2 separate regions of the Mus musculus genome follow, and region 1 is linked to region 2. The links are chromatin loops, found by intact Hi-C in ENCODE. Cell type or tissue: left cerebral cortex. All regions are shown on one strand. Each heading gives the region's core, and the rest is flanking DNA. Links, peaks and the distances in the headings are about the cores only.

Region 1 (8,337 bases), core at 232-8,231, 55 kb before region 2:
TAAAATGACCACCATCATGAACAACCACAAAAAGCTTCAGAGAAATTTGTTTCTCAGGACCTGGGCTCAAAGCATTTCTGATACTAGATATCTCCAAGAGTCAGGCCACTGTCAGACAGAGCAATGTCCAGGGAGCCAGGCCCTTTTGGTCTGAGGCTAGAGTGTCTTTCAGCTCTTAGAAGGACACACACATGAATAAAGAGATAATGAAAGATTTTCGTAAGAGTCCACATAGGGTCTTAGTCAGTAAAGTGAACCTGGTACATTCTTCAGCATCCACAAAAGGTCAGTCATGGTGGCTCATAGTCCCAGCTAGGGCTGTGGACAGAAAAAGACAGAAGGTTCCCTTGGGCATGATGACCAACCAATATAGTCATTGGTGGATCTCAGATCAGTAAGAGACCCTGTCTCAAAAACTAAATTGGAGAGAAATTAAGGAAGACACCCACTGTCTCCAGTCTTATAACACACACACCCAATAAATAAATAAACAAACAAATAAATCTTTATACTTGATTGTCACAGATATTTGTTACAGTATGAGAAATGGATTAAGACACACTATGAAAGAGCACTTTTCTCTTGTGCTTTCTCTTCAGACACGTGAGAGGAATTTACATATGAACAGGAAAGAAGAAAAGTCTGGCTGTTATGAAAAGAACATATGATCACGGATAAGCAAGACTGTGGTAGGATATAGAGTCCTTTGATGCCCAGGAGTGTTACAACTGCATATTGTAGAAGATCTATTTTCAGCTTGTTGAGAAACCTGTACATTAACATTCACAGTGGCTACACAAGTGTGCACTTTTACCAGCAATGAAGGTGTTGTTTTTCTTCTCTTTTTCCTCCTCCTCCTCCTCCTCCTCCTCCTCCTCCTCCTCCTCCTTCTTCTTCTTCTTCTTCTTCTTCTTCTTCTTCTTCTTTTTTTTTTTTTTAGAGAAAGAGAGAATATGCAGTTGGGTGGATAGGGAAAGGGGGTGATCTGGGAGGAGTTAGGAGAGGGAAAAGAATATAGTCAAAAAATATTGTATAAAATTTTCTTTAATTAAAAAAATGTTTTTGAAGAAGAAGCAGTTCCTTTGTATGAATCCTTGCCAGCGTGGGATATCATCTCTTTTATTGATCTTGGTCATTCTGACTTGAGTAAGAAGAAATTTCAAAGTCATTTTAGTGTGAATTTCCTTAAGGGCTAAGGATGTTGGACTATAATAGAGACCTATCTGCAAGATAGACTACAGCAATAGTGGCACATATGTTGTGGAAGTAACCAACCACTTGTGTGTGTGTGGAGGGGGGTTGTAGTTACCGTTTTTTTTTTTTTCTTAATTGGGTGTAAGGCCCACTCTATAAGCTAGAATCCATACCCGCCACTGTTAATAAGATCAAGAGCCCTGTTGGCCAATCTCGCAGTCATTATCATAATGAGCAAAGAATGGGCAGTGATGAGGAAACTGAGGCCCAGAGAGGTTAAGTGTATTGGCCAAAATCAAAAAGCTAGTAAGTGATGGAGCCAGGACTCAAACTCAGCTTAGGAGCCATGTCCACCTTGTCCCCGTCACTCTTCCCTCATGTGACTGAGACGCTGTGGTTTAATCTGGACCGACCCTGTGTGGAGGAGACAGAGCTGCAGCAGCAGGAGCAGCAGCAGCAGGCCTGGCTCCAAAGCATCGCAGAGAAAGACAACAACCTGGTACCTATTGGCAAGCCGGCCTCAGAGCACTACGATGATGAGGAAGAAGAGGATGATGAAGATGATGAGGACAGTGAAGAGGATTCCGAAGATGATGAGGACAGGCAAGACATGGATGAGATGAATGACTATAATGAGTCACCTGATGATGGAGAGGTCAATGAGGTGGACATGGAAGGCAACGAACAGGATCAGGACCAGTGGATAATCTAGGTAGAAAAGCCAAGGTGGCCTCAGAGTGATTCCAGACCACCCCAACCTATTTTGAATCTACAGCCTCAGCCCCTTAGCCTGCAGAACCAGCTTGTGGCTGTAGTGCCTAAAGCTTTCCCTTAGGCACTTTCTCAGCTACTGCCAGGACAAGGTCTCCTTGGGCCCTTCCAGGCCATGAATCTTCCCTTGAGTCCCAAGAGCCTGAGCCCATCCCATCCCTGGCTGGTACCTCACTCCTTGGTTGCCAGGTGTGGTCCCTTTCTAGCCCTCTTTAATAAAGACACAGGATTGATTGTCGTCCCCCCCCCCCAAAAAAAAAAAATCAAGAGCCTGAGTGACTAGGTCATGAGTCCTCCAGGAATATGTACTACTGTTATCCTCCTAAAGGAACAGTGCAATAAAGCCACTCCTAATGACACATTGCTATACCCATAGGTCACTGCATTGCCAGCCCTCATCAGAGAAGCTTCCCTTTCCCCTCGCAGTAGGTAGTAATTAACATAGCTAACCACACAAGCAATGCTCAGGCAGCTAGAGAGACCTTACAGTGCTCAGCTCAAAGACTCCTGAGATGTTTTAATCACACTCCTCCCCTCAGGACTCAGGGATGTATGTAGAAGAGGAGGCAGAAAGACTATAAGAGCCAGAGGTGGTGGACGATTGTAAGGAAAGAGTGTCATCGGGACTCAGCAGGGCTGCTGAGTAGGAATCACGTAGGAATCCACAGAGACCGTGACACCAGCGTACAAGATCTGCACAAAGTTCGGAGAAAGGGAAAGGGGCACAGAGTCCCACTGCTAACCACGAAGCTGCCTGCAATTGATACTTGCTGGGAAAGAAAAAAAATCAGTTTTCTCCAGCAGAATAACTCTGAGTGTACCAACCACATTCCAGAGAAAGGGTTCATGTCAGGAGTAGTAGGCTAACACAAAACTAACTCTATGGTTTTTAGTTGGGTGGTGGTTGTTGTTTGGGTTGGGGTTTTTTGTTGTTTATCTGTTGTTTGGGTTTTTTTTGGGGGGGGGATATGCTTTCACACGCATGCACCTGTTTTGGTTTAATTTGGTGGTGGTGGTGTTATTTGCATTTTTTAGAGAGATCATATGAAGTTAGGTGGATAGGAAATGGGGGTGCTTTGGGAGGAGATGGGGGAGGGGAAGGAATATGGTCAAAATATATTGTATGGAAACATTTGTTTTTAATTAAAAAAAATGTTTCTAAGGAAGAATTGCAAGTGTCACAAAGCATGACAGTGGGATTTCTGCCCACAGAGGTCTGTGGTATTGAAATAAAATGTAAGATTGAGATTCTGGCCATCTCCTTGGAAGCTTCCGGGCGTGATGTATGGAAAACTGGCAAGTGCTCGGGTACGTGGGAGTAAATTAGAGAGCTGTACAAGACACACGAAAGAACCTGTCTCCAAAGAGTGCCAGCTGTGCCAGCAGACTGGCATCCGGCCCTTCAGATAGAGTCACTTCCTACTGGAAAGTGCTGGCTCTTTTGGCTTTGGCCTGGGCAACAAGACGTTCTCCAACTTGGCCTAGCTTTCCCCAGTAGGATTTTTCTCTTTCTGGAGAAAAACAAAACAAAACAAAACAAAACAAAACAAAACAAAAAGCAATACAGCACAAAAGCAGGAAGTTATATAGTGAGAAGGCCAAAGAATCTCAGGAGTATGAATCACAGGGGAGAAAATTCCCACGCTGTTTCCCAGAGTTATTTTCTTCGAGGCCAGCATTCTTTACTGAGCCCATGTGTCTGCAGTTTCTTTTTTTTTTTTTTTTTTTTTTTTTCTTTTTTTTTGGTTTTTCAAGACAGGGTTTCTTTGTGTAGTCCTGGCTGTCCTGGAACTCACTCTGTAGACCAGGCTGGCCTCGAACTCAGAAATCCCCCTGCCTCTGCCTCCACCACCGCCCGGCGTGTCTGCAGTTTCTTAAAACTCCACCCACTGAGGGTCACATTTGTGTCATGCAGCATTGAGCCCCGTGCCATTTATTAGCTGGGGCCTAAGAAGTGGAGACTGGGTAGCTACAGCTCGGAGGTAGAGTGCTCATTCGACATGGGCGAGCCTTATGTTCAAACAGTATGGGGAGTGTCCATGGCATCCTGGATGCCACGGCACCTGTGTCTGTAACAGTTGTTTCCACGGACTTGGCTTCTCGGTTTCCTTTGTTTCCATGGACTTGGCTTCTGCCTCCCCGAGTCTGCCTCCCCGAGGAGACTGCAGGAAGAAGGAGCAGAGAGCAACCACAAGGTGTGCTACATATCTCTCCTGAGGCTCCTGCCATCTTCAATAACCACACACTGCCACTGAGGAGGACACAGTCAACCCCTTACCCAGTGACAGCGGAAAGCAGGACTGGGAAATGGAAGTGGGAACAGATTCCCAGGAACAAGACATGAGGACTGCTTAGTGCTCAGTGTTTTAGGATTGTCTGTCCCAAGTGATAAAAATGACTGGATTAAAAGGAGTATAGAAAAAACTTACCTTTCAGCAACCTAACCAGCAGCCTTTCTGCTGATGAGACTCTAGCCCTATTCGTTACTCTCCCGCCACTCTGTAACTAGCAGACATGTAACTTCTGTCCTTCTGAGACAGGGTCTATTGACTCTCCTTTCCCATCCTTCTCTCTTATAGGATAGTGCATTTTCCCACCACTTGTGAGTGATGCCAATGCTCCTTTATTTGTACAAACCAGTATTCCTATCATTTTTCCTTTGAACTACTTATTATGGATTCAACTGTGGCCACCTGGTTAAAGAGATATGTTGAAGGTATGCCCTATTCCCCAGCGCCTTTGAAAGCTTATTTAGAAATTAGGATCTTTGCTGATGGATGAGTTGCATCAGTGGGAAAGGCCTTGAATCTGAGCAACAGCATCCGTAGAGAAAGAGGAAGTCTAGAAACAGAGACAGACATGCACAGAGAAACAATCCCATGTGGAGAGAAGTCAGGACAGGGAAGCACACGGTTGCTGTGGACATGGGGGGAGTTAGCTCCTTCGTTCTCATTCACCTCCTGCACTGGGCAGCTTCTACTGTGTGTTTACACCATGATGCAGTCCCATCACAGGCCCCAAAGCCTAAGGCCAACCAACCATAGACAGCAACCATCAGTCTAAATAAGCCTTTCATCCTTGTAAGTCACGTGTCTCGGGTATTTTGTGATGGTTGTAGAATGTTTACTATTATAATTGAAGAAGAAAAAGAACTGCACAACAATAGCTGGGGATGTTAATACTCTACTCCATCTGTGGGACAGAGCCATCACGTTGATATAAGTAAAGGCCGGGCAGTGGTGGCCCACGCCTTTAATCCTAGCACTTGGGAGGCAGAGGCAGGTGATTTCTGAGTTCGAGGCCAACCTGGAATCTACAGAGTGAGTTCCAGGACAGCCAGGGTTACACAGAGAAACCCTGTCTCAGAAAATATACCAACTAGACATAAGTCAGGTAAAAAAAACATTTGTTCTGGGTGTACAAGAGACTTTTTCTAGAATAGACAATATGTTAGATCACAAATCCTCAGTGTGTGTGTGTGTGTGTGTGTGTGTGTGTGTGTGTAGGGAGTAGGATATATGTGCATGTTCATGACAGTGTGTGCATGTGACACACGAAGGTCACCAACCAGTGTCCTTTATTGTTCTCTACCTTGTATTTTGAGACAGGATCTTCCACTGAACACAGTGCTGACCAGCAGTTAGCTAGGCTGGCTGGCCAATGACCTCTGAGGGTTCAACTGTGTCTGTCCACCTCCCACTATGAACACTAAGGTTGCAAAGGTTACATTGTCACACGAAGGCTTTAACGTGGGCACTGGGGACCCAAACTCAGGCCCTCATGCATGTGGAACAGGTACTTTGTCAACTGTTACCTCCTTAGGCCCTGAGTAGATTTTAAATGATACACTTCAAGCAAAGTGTCTTATTTGATTGGAATTATATATTATATGTGAAATTAAACAATAGACCCTTCAACGGTCAATGGGTTAAATAGACCACAGTGAGATTAAAATATGCTTAGAGAAAAAAGAAAACAGAGACAGTGTGAAGTGTGGGGATGATTATAGTTGTAAGTGTTTAAACTAAACAGAAAAAGATACCTGGCATAATGGTACATACCTTTAATCCCAGCACTTGAGAGGCAGAGGGAGGCGGATCTCTGTGAGTTCAAGATTAGCCTGGTCTACAAATTGAGTTCCAGGGCAGCCAGAACTACACAGAGAAACCCTGTCTCAAAAAAGGAGAAGGATAAGTAGCATAAAACTAGCGACTAACTTTGATAAATTGTAGACAAATAAAATAATAAAGAACAGGGATTGGTAAAACAGAGACTAAAATCTAGCTTAGACTCTTGGACTGGAGACTTAAGGCTACTAAGATACCACCCAAAGAGATCTCCAGACTGAGTCAAATCTCTGTCAAAAACAATCATCCTAAAACGCATGTGAACTACTAGGCAAGCTCTCTCATGCTGAGCTCTGTTCCAGCCCCATCAAAGGATCTTTGACATAGGTGCCGAGACCACTCAGCTGGGAAATGCTTTCCAACTGCTGAAGCACCCAGATACCAAACAGTGAAGCTGAATCTTTTAACCTAATAAGGTATTAAACACATACACACACTTAAAATTATTTTATTATTTTGTTTTGTTTTTATTTGGTTGTGTTTTTTGTTTGTTTTATTTGGTTGTTTTGTTTTGGTTTTGGTTTTGTGTTGTTGCTGTTGTTGTTGCTGTTGTTGTTGTTTGTTGTTGTTGTTGTTGTTGTTGTTGTTGTTCTGAGACAGAACTTACTATGTGGCCCAGGCTGGCCTCAGAGTTGTGGTACTTATCTTGCTTCAGCCTCTTAAATGGCTATAATTACAGATATGAGCTACCATATCTGGCACTACCATATCTGGCAAAACACCCATGTGCATAAAATTTTCTTTTAAAAAGTTAAAATTTCAAAGAAAAAAAAAAAAAGGAAAAGAGCAGTGTGTTCCCCTTGCTGTAGATGTGTCATCCACTTAGCTGGAGGCTCCCTAGGGCATCACTAAAGCTCCCTGCTCCTCCCATTCCTGCCCGGCCACCAGCCACCCACCACCCACCAGCCACCAGCCACCACCACTAGCAGCAGCCCAGTTCCCTGAAAGTATTGCATTCCCAGAGAGAGCCTGAGAGAGCCTGGCCTCTCTACTCACTGGTCACTGCATGCACCCCCAGGGCTCTGAGTTCTCTGATGTTCCCATGGCAGTAAGATAAAACCCACTTGTTCCCTCCCTTCACCAGGAGACTGGTAACTTAGAGGACATGGAGATAAAAGACTGAGGTTTTGTTTTGTTTTTTAAACTTTCCCTTTTTTCCCCTCAAGTAACAAATAGTAGTTTGTCTTTCCCAGCTACCTTGGAGCTGAACCAACATCAAAGCCCATGAAACCGGCAGAAACCCAAGACAGACCAGTTCTATCCACCCTGTGTGGAACCTGGCTGTGTGCAGGATAGAGAGAGTCTTGTGGGAGACAAAAACAAAAAAATCGCACAGGATCAATCTAGACTGAAGCACACATGCACACATATTCCCCAACATTTGTTTTCCATCTTCCCCCTCACCACACACACACACACACACACACACACACACACACACACACACAATACTTTTAGCTTAGCAAATAGACAGGATAGGGACAGAGAGGGACAAGAGAACAACAAAATGACTTGTCCCCTGGGTAAATCTTGAGCTGACTTGGCATTGTCTAGTATAGAAACCTTAAGGGCTGGCAACAGATATGTAGCAGTTCTAAGAATTCATTTGAGACCCTGATGTCCCATGTTAGTGTCTGCTAAGTACATGAGACTGTGTGCAAATATGAAGGACAGAGAGAATAGTCTACTCTCCTGATGGTGAAACCTATGGTATAATCCTCAGGCCAGATGCTGTGCTAAGAATCAACATAGCCAGGGAACAGTTGAGTCTCTTCTCCACATGTTATCAATGAGGAGACTGATGACCAGTGAGCTGAGGTCAGTTCTCCCAAGCCATGGCCAAAAGCAAGACGTAGATCTGCACCACATTGAGCTACTAACACTGTTAGCTCGATGTAACAGGCTCTTTTCATGGGGATTATCAGCATATCTTTGAAAACTGCATAGCAACAGACAACTATAGGTCAACACTTGACAACTGGCTCATGACTCTAAAACCAGATGTTAGAGCTCTAACCTTAGTGTGCTCGAATGTGACCTTATTTGGAAATAGGATCTTTAGTGGGGGGGAAAAAAATCAAGTTTAAATGATGTATTGGGTTAGACTGGACCTGACACAGTCATTGTAAGGACAGGTAAATTTGAATACAGACCAGCACCAAGGGAAAGTAGCCATGTGTAGATGAATAGTGAAATTGGAGCTATGCTGTGTTAGCCAAGGAACATGAAGGGCTAAGGATAGCCA
Region 2 (8,337 bases), core at 85-8,084:
GAGGCCATTGTGATTGGCCCCGTTGTTTTCTCTCTCTCTCTCTTTTTTTTTTTTTTGCCTTTTGAGAATGCGGTCCTCAGCATGTCCCCTTTCAAACATGGGCTATTCTGGTGCTGTCTTCAGTCCTGCTGTGACTGGCAAGTGATTACAGTGATATATTTTATGTGCCTGAGTTCACAGAGCAAATTACATAGCGTGATCGGCTGGCGTGGTGATTAGTGTCTGTGTGTGAAGACTAGAATCGCTGTATTTGCATGTTTCTGAATAATGAGACTCTTATCTCCATTATACGACAGCAGGGTCGGAATCGACAGCATTATTAACTGTTTCACGGTGGGCACAATTTGCTATCCTGTTTTTTTCTCTGTTTCTCTGCATCGCTCTCTCTTTCTTCCCTCCCTCCATCTCTCTCTTAAAATAAACCAAAAGCCACTTCATTTGGTACCTCTTCTTCACCCCCACCCCTGCCATAAATCACACAGAGGGTTTCCATAAGGAGATATTTCTACAACCTTATCAATACTCCACACTTGTAATCTAATCTAATTTCTTTGTTTTATAGAAGAAGAAGAAGGAGGAGGAGGAGGAGGAGGAGGAGGAGGAGGAGGAGGAGGAGGAGGAGGAGGAGGAGAAGGAGAAGGAGAAGGAGAAGGAGAAGGAGAAGGAGAAGGAGAAGGAGAAGGAGAAGGAGAAGGAGAAGGAGAAGGAGAAGGAGAAGGAGAAGAAGAAGAAGAAGAAGAAGAAGAAGAAGAAGAAGAAGAAGAAGAAGAAGAAGAAGAAGAAGAAGAAGAAGAAGGGGTGGAGGAGGAGGAGGAGCAAGAGGAGGAAGAGGAGGAGGAAGAAGAAGAAGCTGCAGTTATGAACAGGGAAGATTTAAGGAAGGCAACAGGCATAAAAAGAGAGCTACAGGGCTGAGGCCCAATGGTAGAGGGCTTGATTACCATTCTTGTGTCCCTGAATTGATTCACTAGCCTTAGAATAAATAAGTAAATTAAGTAAGTAATTAAAATAAAGAAAAAAATGAGAAGGGCATGTGGGAAATGCACGGGACAGGGCTCTGACAAGAACCCATTCGTCCTCCTCTTCTCAGTCTCTGGTGCCTGGCTGCCCCTTCAGAACAATGGGATGCCCATCTTCTACTTTAATTGCATAGTGTGCATTTTGGGCACATGCCCATTTTTCTCCTGAAAAGATGAAGACATTGGGGAAAATTATAATTTGATTCCCCAAACACAAAGGCCTTTTCAGTAGACTATAGAGAGTCCTAACTACACACTGCCCTGACAAACATCAATTTTTGTAGTAATGACGTGAACGGACGCAGCACTAGTTACCGTGATGGTGGGTTATAAGAAGCAGGAGGGCTGTGATTAAATGCTCACGTGACTGTTCCCTCAGCAGCACGACCGCTTACCCATCAGCCATGTGGTGGTGACAGTTTTGATATCAAGGACAAGAGCAAAGTAAACAGATGTCCACAGAGACCCTTTTCAAAAATAGAGCCAGAAGTAAATACCAGCGAATACTTCTCTAGGAAGATGGCTGAGTGGGTGGGGCAGGGAAGAGTCACTTGGATTAAATTTTAACACGTGGGTACTATAGTGGTCGGCTAAATAACCGCAGCAGTGTGCACATTAACTGCCTCTGCACAAAGGAAAGAGGACGCCTAGGTTTGTTGTGAATGTGATTGACATCGGTTTACCATATGTGGGAGTTAAACACATGTATAAACAGCTGTAAGAATGAATACAGTTAGTAAATATGTTGGTGAAATGGTCTAGAGTGGAGCCTTGTTATATAATGTGTAATTACATATATATATATATATATAAAATTTATGTACACACACACACACACACACACACACACATATATATACAAACACACATATATACACACACACACATATATATGTATGTATACACAAACACACATACTGAAGTGAATGGCTTGTGATGTATCTTACCAAGTGCCTGCAGACAGCTAGAAGTGTCCATGTCTTCATCAATAATCAGAGGTCATGTCCTAGGACTGGAAGTTGTAGGAGCTTTCTGGGAAGCATAAATCAGAAGAAATTGGACCAGATTCAGCAACGGGTGTAAGATGCTGAGACGCTTCAGGGCTACACACTTAGATCCAGCCTTCTCCTGAGCCCACCCACAGTCCACATTGTGGAGTTACCACATGTTGACACACACTGTCTTCCCTTGGTTTGTTCTTGACATATAAGCACGCAGCATCTGTCTTTGCAAGAAAGTGGACATCACCCATTTATTGGTTCAAATGAACCTTTCAGAGCTCTTGCTAGGAGGGAGACGCCATGCTAGCTGTTTGTGTTCCAGTGGAGAAGAGCGCTTCACCGCCGTCCTGTAGTCTGTGTACACTATGCAGACTAGCTGATCTAACTAATACTGTTGGGGAAAAAAAGGGAAAGATGCTGAGATCTGAAGCAAATAGCAGACTAGTCTGAGATGATTTCTCCACAGAAATGAGATTAAAGGCAACCTTGATATTAAAAAGTTCAAGTGGACTATGATGGCTTTCAACCCAGCACTCGGGAGGCAGATGCAGGTGGATCTTTATGAGTTAGAGGCCTACCTGGTCTACATAGTGTCTTCTAGGCCAGCCAGAGATACACATAGACTCTGCCTAAAAATATTTAATTAAAAAAAAAATTCTAAGAGGGCTGACTGGAGCGAGCAAGGGTCCTAAAATTCAGTTCCTAATAGCCACATGAAAGCTCACAACCATCTATACAGCTACAGTGTACTCACATACATAAAATAAATAAATCCTTAAGAAAAAAAATGCTTAGAGAAGGGACAGTCCAGGCAAGTGGAAGGACAAGAGGAAAAGCCCCAGGGTAGGAACAAGTGACTAAGGCTGGAACCCACTGAGCCAGGGGAGAGGAAGTCAAGAGGTGCCCTGGAGCCCGGTCATGTGCCTGGCACGTGCTCAATACTCAGAAAACCTTTGCTGAATGAATGAACCAACGGGCACACGGCAGCTACAAGGGCAGCAACGTGGAAGTTTGCCTGCTTTGTGCAAGAGACCAGATGACCAGGGCATGAAAACAGAGAATCATAATCAGGTGAATAAGAGGGTATACTCTCTGGGGACAGTGAAAAATGAAAAGTAAGCCAAAGACTGGTGGTGCATGCCTGTAATTCCAGCCCTCAGGAGACTGAAGCAGGGAAATAGCAAATCCAAGGTGAGGCTGTGCTGTCCTGTGAGTCCCAATTCTCAAACAAAAGTCACAATAAAGTCTAGGGACATAGCTCAGTGGTGAAGTGATTATGTGGCATGCACAGGACCCTGGATTCAATCAATCCTTAGTTCCCAGCCCCTGAAAACTGAAATATTCAAGGAAGTCTGTAGTAAACCCCAAAGCAACTGCAGAGGAACATTTGGAGCCCTGAAGCGCAAAGCCGGCTGACGTCATGTGGGGCGGGTTCCAGAGGCTGGATGTGAACTAGGCTTTGAATCCCGCAAAGGAGTGTGGTAGGTAGGACAGACAGAAGGGAGGGCGCTCCAAGAAAATCAGTCGGCGTCTTGTTAAACCAATGGAACCGCACTGATTTTAGAACATTACGTCAATTCATTCTTTGCTCGCCCAGGCAAGGAGGAAGAATCCATCCCCCACACAAAACACAGAAACTGGGTCCCATGTGTTCATTTGGGGTTGCCCCCTTTGAAATTCACAGGCCTAGCCTTGAGTGGAGAATTGCCCATCTTAGCTAATTTTATAGCGAAATTGGCGAGAGTCCCGGGTATCTATAAGGTATGCTTTAATTCTCTCATTTCCTAGAATTGCACCAACCCACTATTCTCTCTGTCGGAGCGGCTTCCTGCCCGTTTCTGCACCGTGTTCATTAAACCTTTTCAGAGGCTCTGCGGAGGCATCTAGCCCTTTGCAAAGTCTGTAAGATGTGACTCAAGCTTCCTCCAGCTGCCCAATGGGCACAGCCAGAGAGTAAGAATCCTCTGTCACGATTCACGCATGCTCTAACCAATGAAACTCGGGCAACTCTAACTCTCAAAGGATCCTCTCCTTCCTCAGCACCACTACCTGCTTCACGCCCAGGCCCTGCTTCCCCGAGCTTACTAAATTATGCCGAGGTTCATTTCTTTTCTTTCCTGTTTGCTTCTTTTCAAAGGATGTTGGAAGTTGAACCCAGGGCCTGCCATATGCGATGTGTTACCCACAAACTCCGCCCAGCTTTTTGGGTTTTGTTTTTGTTGTTTTTACATCCCTTCTGAAAATTTCTCTGATGTGTTGGCCTGCTTTTCTATAACTCCCAAACACCTTCTTTGTTTGTTTGTTTGTTTTTTAAAAATTATGAATAGGTTCCCCCAAGCCCCCCCCCCCAAAAATACAGAAGTCCCCATTTCTTTTCTTTTTTTTTTCAGTTCCCTAATCAAAATGCCCTGCCCGTCCAACCCTGTAGGTACTCACCGCCCCCCACCCCCACACACACTTTAGGTAGTATCCTTTTTAGGTCTTTTGTTATTATTTTATAATAATTATTATTGTGTCTACGTGTGTGTGTCTACGTGTGCGTGTGTGTATCTGCGTATGTGTGTGTGTGTGTGTATCTGCGTGTGTGTGTGTGTGTGTGTGTGTATCTGCGTGTGTGTGTGTGTGTATCTGTGTGTGTGTGTGTGTGTGTGTGTGTGTGTGTATCTGCGTGTGTGTGTGTGTGTGTGTGTGTGTGTGTGTGTGTGTGTGTGTGTGTGTGTGTGTGTGATGTACAGGCTTGAGTTCAAGCATGCCAAGCCATGGCACTCACTGAGGTCAGAAGACTCTGGAAATTTTTCTCCTTCCTCCATGAGATCCAGGCATTAAATTTGAAATCTCATACGTACACAGCAAGAGCTTTGACAATGAAGCCATCTCCCTCCCTCGTTATCTAAATGGAATCTTGTGTGGCCCAGGCTGGCCTCAGAGGTGTACTGTACTGGGCAGCACAGTAGAGCTAGCTCTGATGGCACAGGCGCCAGGAGCCAGTTCTAAGGCTGTGAGAGCGGGAGAGCTGGTCCAGCCCCTCACTGCCTTCCTCTCTGCCTGAGGCAGATGGACTCCTGAAACTCACCCACCGGGACTCAGCTCCAGCAGAACACAGGGAGTTCAACTGGGCACTATGGTTTACTGTAATCCTAGGACTCCAAAGGCTGGGGAGCAAGTTCAAGGCCAGCATGGGCTACAGAGGGAGGTTCTGGCTTAATCTCTCCCTCTCCTCACCCAAAAAGGACAAGAAAAAGATTAAATTTCTGTAAAATTCCCTCTGATCTCTGAATAAGATACAATGTTCTTTCCCTGTACAGATCCCAGGACCTCTCAAACAAACTTTATTTTACTTTTACTATCTAGGTGTAATTAACAGTAGATACATTGGATCTGTAGGACTGGCCCTTTTACACACTCCAGCAGTTCACAGGTAAGGTAGAATTTGGGATGGGTCAACTCAAAGCCCTGGACCTGGGCCTGGGTGGTAGGTGAGTTGGTTAGCCCAAGGGCTCTCCCGCACCCGTACAACCAGGGTGAGCTCTCCAGCACTGCCCCAGGTAGCCCACTCAATGCTGCAGCCAGCAAGAGTCAGGGGCAGTTCTCCCACTCTCTTGGCCTTGGGTGGTTCACTGGCACCCATGCCAGCAGGGCCAACTCTACTGTTCTGTGCAGTGGAGGTGTGTTGGAGGGAGGCAAGTTCCAGAATGCTGCAGTTGGTGAGGGGCTAGACCAGCTCTCCTGCTCTCACAGCCTTAGAACTGGCTCCCTGCACCTGTGCCATCAGAGCTAGCTCTACTGTGCTGCCCAGGCAAGGGACAGGGCCCACCCTCCTGAGAGGCGAGCCTTCAAGGGGAAAGACCAGCTCTGCTCCATTCTTAATATGGACGCTGATGGCCTCTTTCTTGAACTTTTCTTGACAGTGAGTGATGACCTTACAGATAATCTTCCTATGCAGCCTCATCTAACTTGACTGACAAGAAGGTCTGGGCTGGAGAGACATAGTTCCCCCAGTCTGTCAGGTATACCTCTCCATGACTCACCGGTTCATGAGTGTCCCGGACACTTGGCTCAAAGCACTTGTGGCATAAGGACAGACAAGAGACCGTGACACCACGCATCTGACATGAAGTCATAAGAACATATTCTTACCATCGTTTCAAAGATCCAGGTTGCAAAAAAGTGCGAAGAGTAACACACGTCAACGAGCTAGACAAGTTCGTTTCGCACTAGGACAAAAGGGACACCACTCTCTGGAGAGGTGAAATTTGTACTGAGGCTTTTGTGAGTACTTATCCTGTCCTTCGAGGGAACATCATCCACTGCATCCACCATATGTATCTTCCTCCGGCCTCACCCCGCCCTCTGCCCACCGGTATTCAGTGCTCTGATGAAACAGAACGTTTCCCTGCCATCAGCATCCCCCGCCTTCATCCCTTCTGTCCACAAGGCCCCCATTCTCATCCCCTTCTCCACCTAGCCAGGACATGCTCATCTTATGTCTACTAGAGAATTTCAGAATCCTCTTTAATATGTCAGAGATCTCAGCTTTGCCTTCAAGCCCATTTATACCCCAAGAGAGTCACTTTCTGAGTGCCTTGTCTCCTATCTATGTGCTAACACAACTGTCTTTCCTAGGACAAAATCTGACATATGACCAATAATTGTTAAGTAGTTTAATTGTTTGTTTTGTTTTGTTTTTTTCAAGACAGGGTGTCTCTGTGTAGCCCTGACTGTCCTGGAACTCACTCTGTAGACCAGGGTGGCCTTGAACTCAGAAATTCACCTGCCTCTGCCTCCCAAGTGCTGGGATTAAAGGTGTGTGCCACCACTGCCCAGCAATTGTTAAGTATTAAATAGAAGAAAAAAATTAAAAATGAATGAATTGAATCAGTATTGCTTATCATCATTCCTAGACAGGATACTTTGAGAAAAAATACCCCCAAAAAATTCTAAAATGTCTTTTTTAAATGATGCCTTTTTGGTAATTTCTTCCCTGACATATTAAAGAGGATTCTGGAACTCTCTAGGAGTCTTAAGAGACTCTGAGACTAAGTACTACAGCCTTCTGAAGCATCGTGCCTTCTCATTTCCAGCTCTGAACCCAAATGTTCAGCTATCAGATGGTACCCGGGATGCTTTTGAATGTAAAGAAACAAGACTCTTAATATAGCTCCAAGGTCAGCTTAAGCAGGTGCCGTCTAAAAAAACGACATCTGGACATGGTGTAACTTGGGGCCTATAACTATGCCATATTCGCCAGGAGTGTTAAACTCTGTAAACCTGTTTCCCACAACTCCTGATGGGCTCTGTCAGCCTTGCCCAATACAGCCTTCATGAGGACAAATATGGAAGGAGTCTTCCATGGAAAGGCAAAGGCTGGGGAAACACAGCTTTGTACATAACTTTGTATAATGTTTCATTCCTTCATCCTCCTCAAAGAGAGAGGGCAGGAAAGTGCACTATATGACCCTCGAGGTTTGCAATTCTTTATATTCCTACATCCCTAGCATAATAGTAAATGAAATTCTTTTGTCTTTTCCCCCCAGTGCATGGGAAATCCTGAAGACAGCCCTAAAAGTCTAGCACTAGAAACAATGATTCACAAATGTTAGAGCAATATTAGATTCCAGAGGAAGACACAGGTCAACCAGGGCTACATAGTGAAAACATGACTCCAAGTAAGCAAACCAACCAACAAACACATAAAATGTGTGTGTATGGTTGACAGCTGAAATTTTCAATAGATTTTCATTGAATTGTTTTGTGTTGCTTTGTTTCGTTTGGGGGCAGCCCAAGCTTACCTCAATCCAAGATCCTCCTGTGTCTATGCCGTGAGTGCTGAGGTTACAAACGTGAACCAAAATCCCTAGGTTACCCAGTTCACTTTAAGGCAGGAAAATGAGGAGTTCAAAGTCATCCTTAGCTACAGAATGAATTTAAGGCTAGCCTGGGCTACAAGAGACCCTGTCTCAAACTGAACAAATAAAATAATGAGCACTAACTAAAGTTTTGTAAAAAATACATGCTTTTGAGCAGAAGAAATAGATGCTTTCAAGCAACATAGGACCTAGAGACCTCCATTCTGTGACCTCCTCAGAGCTGAACACACACATACACACACACATATAATTATCAAGCAAAGGGCCCAAAACCCAGATCATAGGCCAGCACATTCCAGCAGCGCATGGCTCTCTGGAATCTAAGACAGAACTTGACCTGAGGTCCCTCTAACTCATGAGCTATTGAGACATTTCTTCAAACTCTCGCCACAGCCAGCACCTCACATGGGCAAGAGCTTCCGACTTGCCAAGCAATTTCTGATTGGACTC

What was found. Hi-C counts contacts between places; a loop is a spot of excess contacts. Peaks named below come from ENCODE experiments on the same cell type or tissue, not always from the same donor. Only the 100,000 strongest peaks of a DNase experiment are listed, where the experiment ranks them.
Region 1: a loop joins it to region 2, with 2.2 times the contacts of the local background. A loop is called at or near these places in 2 of 42 quality-filtered maps.

What each region holds. Positions count from the first base shown.
Region 1 is chr10:95,666,560-95,674,896 of GRCm38, reverse strand. It overlaps the pseudogene Anapc15-ps. Among named protein-coding and RNA genes, the nearest start is that of Gm33336, 38 kb to the right of the region's middle. In left cerebral cortex, for the core only: no CTCF peak of the experiment used is centred there; DNase peaks (open chromatin) are centred at 3,291, 3,575 and 6,982.
Region 2 is chr10:95,611,633-95,619,969 of GRCm38, reverse strand. No RefSeq gene overlaps it. Among named protein-coding and RNA genes, the nearest start is that of Gm33336, 16 kb to the left of the region's middle. In left cerebral cortex, for the core only: no CTCF peak of the experiment used is centred there; DNase peaks (open chromatin) are centred at 2,985, 3,557 and 3,901; H3K4me3 peaks cover 285 bases; H3K27ac peaks cover 1,493 bases.